Regions from separate parts of the Homo sapiens genome. Here region 2 is linked to region 1. A link is an interaction called in ENCODE POLR2A ChIA-PET data of the cell type or tissue named here. Cell type or tissue: endothelial cell of umbilical vein. All regions are shown on one strand. Region 1 has its middle 160 kb from the start of LINC01624. Region 2 overlaps PSMB1 (proteasome 20S subunit beta 1).

Region 1 (2,500 bases):
CAGGGGAGTTGAAGGCCACACTCTGTGGCCTTATTTATGGATGGAGCTTTGCAACCTTGCATGTTCGTTCTGCTCTCTGAGCCTTTAATTTGAATGGCGGCCACAGGGTGCATCGTGGTCTCTGGTTTACAGCTGTACCCGTCACAACGCTGGCTCTCTTAATTAAAGGCTTTTTTTAAGAAATAGAAATTTTTATTAAAAATACTTATTAAAACCAGTCCTCATAATTTAGGCATGAGTTAAAGAAATATAAATACTTAGGCATCATTAATGATTTTTAAAGTTAAATTTAACAGCTGTGAATCATTTTTCATTCTACCTCTGGATTCTCTCCAGGGTTAAATGTAATTTTTTGGTGTGTTCACAGATTTAATATTTGTATGAAGAAGACTTGGGTTTTTCCTCTAGAATCCAGTACGGATCTATCAATATAACCTTTGAGACAAAGAAGGAAATAGTATGTTAGCTACTGCTAGAGTGTCAGTCAGGAATAAATGGCATTTGAGGGCCTTAATGTCTATTTATATGGAAAGAGAAATGGGGAATGTAGGCACTTAGCTAGATTATCTGTGGAAATGTAATTTCTGATAAAGTTTAAGATGTGGCCAAGAATGAGGCCATCATCTTACCTATCACATTTCTCCAGGTTGATAGTTTACTTCCTGGAAGTGGCTCCTTAATGAGTAAAAATGCAAAATAACATGTGTATGTGTGTGAACCCTACTTCTAATTTTTGCACAAGAAAAAAACAAAACAGAAGAGGAAAAATGTCAGACGCATAAAAGCAAGTGCCATACTATGCCTGGACCATCTCCCCAGGGGCGGTCAGAGACAGGCTCTGACCCTGAAAAAGACACCTGGTATTGTGCCGCCCCAGGGGTGTGTGGACGTGACGGCAGGAGGCCCCTGGACATGGAAAGACTGCAAACCATCCGCCCACTTTTCTCAAGCTTCAAAATACATGCTGCACATTTTAAAAAGCACCAAGCAAAACAACAATGTCATCAACACAAAGCAAAATCATAAGAAAAATATTCAAGAAGTTATTAGTAAATAAGGCATTGGTTTAACATAATATTTAAGGAGAAGAAGGACTAAGGGTGGAAAATCAGAACTCTGGGAGTAACACGATGAGGCTGTGCCTCCTTAGTGAGCTCAAGGAAGGGCGCCCCGCTCCTGAAGTGTGGACGCACGGCCTCGTCCTCTCCTATTACGGGATGCCACTCAGTGCTTGAGGAGCCAGTCAGCTGGGAGGTTATAAAACAATGTTATAAGCACATGTATTCACCACAGGGGGTTACAATAGGGAGCCTTATGTGGTAACTTACAACGTAAGGGAAACGTGGAAATTCTGAAAGCTGGGCCAACAGACAGACGGACAGAGCTTCAAGCATGACACCATGGAACAAGACCAAGAAGACCCTCAGACCACTTCGCAGGGCGGTCCTGCCTCCTGTGTGGTGGCTCCTCTTGGTGGGTGGCCTGGCCCCACCCAGGCCCTGGAAAGCTCAGGCCCCAGAGGAGCTGTGGATCTCACTATCGGGTTCCTCACGACACCAGAGCCCCTCAGCTCAGGGCCAGGCGCGGCTCTGGGGGGCGTGTGACAGTCTTTCCTGGGACTTCTGGCCTGAAGCCAGAGGTGCAGGGGCTGCCCATTTTCTGGGGTAAAGCCCTAAGTTAAAGGCTCTGGAGCTGCTGGTGGCCCTTGGTTGCTGCAATAGGGGAAACTGACATGCAAGGGAAGTGTGGAGGTGGCCGGAAGAAGCAGGTGTGTGAGGTGAGAGGGCGGGTCCATGTGAGGGGAAGGGTCCTGGAAGTGCGGAGGTGGCCGGAAGAAGCAGGTGTGTGAGGTGAGAGGGCGGGTCCACGTGAGGGGAAGGGTCCTGGAAGTGTGGAGGTGGCCGGAAGAAGCAGGTGCATGAGACGGGGAGGGCAGGTCCACTTGAGGGGAAGTGTCTGGAAGCGTGGAGGTGGCCGGAAGAAGCAGGTATGTGAGGCAGGGAAGGCTGGTCCACTTGAGGTGAAGTGTCCTGGTCAGGCTCAAGGGGTCTGGAGCCAGATGGCTTCTGCAAAAGTCCTGGCTTTATTCTTGGCATGCGCACTTGGGACTCATCCTCATGTCTCAGCTTCCTTATCAATAATAAGTTATGTCCCGGAATTGTTGTGACGATCAAATGTGTTCATGCTCTGGGGTGCTCAGAACTTGGCCTCTCCCAGCCGACCTTCCACACGCATCCGCAGCTGTCTCGTGGCTGCAGACGTTGTCTCTTCACAGGTACTGTGGCCTCTGTGCCAGCCACAGGTCCACCTTCCTCGCAGCCTCCTGGCCCTTCTTCCAATGCCAGGGGCCAGCACACTTCTTTTATTCTTGCTTTCTGAAGCTGATTTAAGTTGGCTTTCTGAAATCTTCAAGCAAAGCAGCTCTTATTAACACACCATATAACCTGCATCTTTCCGGCAAGTCTCCAACACACACAGCCCTTTCGCTGATCCTGAGCAC
Region 2 (2,500 bases), 440 kb before region 1:
TTACCAGCTTTATCTTGAGTAGTATAATTTTCCGTGGTGGCACGCCAGAGATTTAGGGTTATAGAAAGATGCTCTGTTTAAGACTCTTGACAGGGAAGAGCTGTAAATTGAAACAGTGGTTATAGTTACCAATCAAGCCTTGTACATTAAAATATACACACGCAATTTGAACGAACCGATGGTTCTTAAAACAGAAAATATTGGCTGGGCAGTGTGGCTCGCACCTGTAATCCCAGGACTTTGGGAAGCCAAGGCAGGAGGATCATCGCTTGAGGCCAGGAGTTGAAGACCAGCCTGCGCAGCATAGCAAGACCCCATCTCTACAAAAATAAATTTTAAAAACAAAGCAAAAATGTTAATTGGTTCCTCATAAATTTGAAATATAAATGCACATTTTGGGAGTGTGTTAGAAAGATAACGAAAGTCTGATTTTAGCCTTGGTTCTGCCACTAAAGGACACTTTGGGTACTTCTGAACTTCTTGAACCTAAATTTCCTTATCTTCCTTAGTAGCTTCATAGTTTTTGGTGAGAATCAAGAGAGATGCATTTTGTAAATTGCAAGCTGTCATCTTATTTAATCCTCATGAAAAGTGAATGTTAGATGATATTAGCATCCTAGGGTTATATTAGACGTTAAACTGTCAGGGTCAGAGAGCTGGTGTGAAGTTGAGCCAGGACTTAATTCATAGCTATTTCACCACTGAGTTTATGGATGCTTTTCCATTATACACCTTAACACTTCCTGTGATGACTAATTAAGTTGTATATTGTAGGGAGGGTTATTGGACCCGTTTCGTAAGGCTATTCTCTATAAATAAGAATTTTCAGTGTTCAGTATGCCCTACTCGTTACTCACTTTTTAATCCCTTGTAATCCAGTTTAAGCCATTACTGCCCTAAAAATTACTTAGATCTTTCTGATTACTTTTTCTCAGTCATTGTTCTTTTTCTTTAGTGTTTACTGCAGCTGGCTCTCAGGCAGCCTTCGCTTCCGCAAAATGAGGCCTCATTCTCTTTTCCTACTCTGTCTTTAAATGTAGTTAAGTCATTAGCCGCCTTGTTTATCGCTCAGCACTCTTTCATGTCTCATTGCTGGGAGGATTACTCCCAAATCTGGTTTTCCAGTTCTGCCTCTCATGAGTCCCTCGATTCGGCTTCTTCAGTAAAACATTTTTAACTGGTTTTTCTGCTCTCAGGGCAACTCAAGACAGCTAGCAAAACAAAAAGCAAGCTAATTATTCCCCTTCATCTCCTCTTCTCCTTTCTTCTTATTTTTTGAGACAGAGTCTCACTCTGTCACCCAGGCCGGAGTGCAGCGGTGCGATCTCAGCTCACTGCAACCTCCAACTCCTGGGTTCACGCATTTCTGCCTCAGCCTCCCGAGTAGCTGGGATTACAGGTGCCTGCCACCACGCCTGGCTAATTTTTGTATTTTTAGTAGAGATGGGTTTCACCATGTTGGCCAGGCTGGTCTCGAACTCCTGATCTCAGGCAATTGACCCCCCCCCCCCCCCTCAGCCTCCCAAAGTGTTGGGATTACAGGTGTGAGCCACCGTGCCCGGCCTCCTCTCCTTTAAAATACTTATAATTATGCCATCATTCTGTTCATCTAAGTTCTAAATCTTGGATGTCATAATTGGTTTTCCCAGTTCCTAAAACATTTGCGTAGATATAAAAATTTGTCTATTTTGTGTGTTTGTGATGATTTTGGATTTACTGTTCACCCTGCTACCTTACTATTGCATTAGTAGTATTAGAACAGTGTTTCTGTCCCATTTCACATACTATGTTATTGTCAGAGCAGTCTTCCTAAAACCCCACTTTGTAAATGGAACTTTTCTCTCTCTTGCATTCCTTTTTTAAAGACCAGGTCTCACTCTAATGCCCAGGCACGATCATAGCTCACTGCAGCCTTGAACACCTGGGCTCAAGCAGTCCTCCCACCTCAGCCTCTTGAGTAGTTACAACTACAGATCATTCTTGCTCAGAATACCTTCATGATTTCTTGCTAAAATTCCAAAATCTTTAGCTTGGCATTTGGGATTTTCTACAGTAGGAACCCTGTCCATCACATAAACCTTAACGTCACTACATGTGCTTATGCAAAAAGGGCTGCCTGAATGAGTTGCTTGAATGTATGTACTATTTGAATAATTACCTGTTTGCCATTGCTTGCTGTTTATATTACCTGGAATGCCATCCTTTTCTTCTTGAGAGCTTTAGCACAAATCCCTCCTCAGTAAAAATAGTGGCTTAAGTTTCCTGAGTGCTTACGTCTGTGAGGCACCATGCCTTTAATTTCCACTATTGCATTGAAGCAGTGGTTATAGTTATCAGTCAAGCCTTGTACATTAAAATATACACACCCAAATATATATACACACCTTGTGACACAGGTACTGTTATCATCAACTTGCATTTGGAGGATTTGTCCAAGATCACATACCTAGTAAGTAGCAAGAGTGGGTCTCTGTCTCATGTAATTCCAGAGCCCAGGTGC

What was found. ChIA-PET counts read pairs that join two places held together with the same protein. Peaks named below come from ENCODE experiments on the same cell type or tissue, not always from the same donor. Only the 100,000 strongest peaks of a DNase experiment are listed, where the experiment ranks them.
Region 2: POLR2A ChIA-PET joins it to region 1 with 6 read pairs; 2 of 35 experiments call an interaction of 5 or more read pairs at or near these places.

What each region holds. Positions count from the first base shown.
Region 1 is chr6:170,107,762-170,110,261 of GRCh38, reverse strand. No RefSeq gene overlaps it. Among named protein-coding and RNA genes, the nearest start is that of LINC01624, 160 kb to the left of the region's middle. In endothelial cell of umbilical vein, no CTCF peak of the experiment used is centred here; no DNase peak of the experiment used is centred here.
Region 2 is chr6:170,549,919-170,552,418 of GRCh38, reverse strand. All of the region lies in intron 1 of PSMB1 (proteasome 20S subunit beta 1), which reads left to right. Among named protein-coding and RNA genes, the nearest start is that of PSMB1, 2.1 kb to the left of the region's middle. In endothelial cell of umbilical vein, no CTCF peak of the experiment used is centred here; no DNase peak of the experiment used is centred here; H3K4me3 peaks cover 331 bases; H3K27ac peaks cover 546 bases.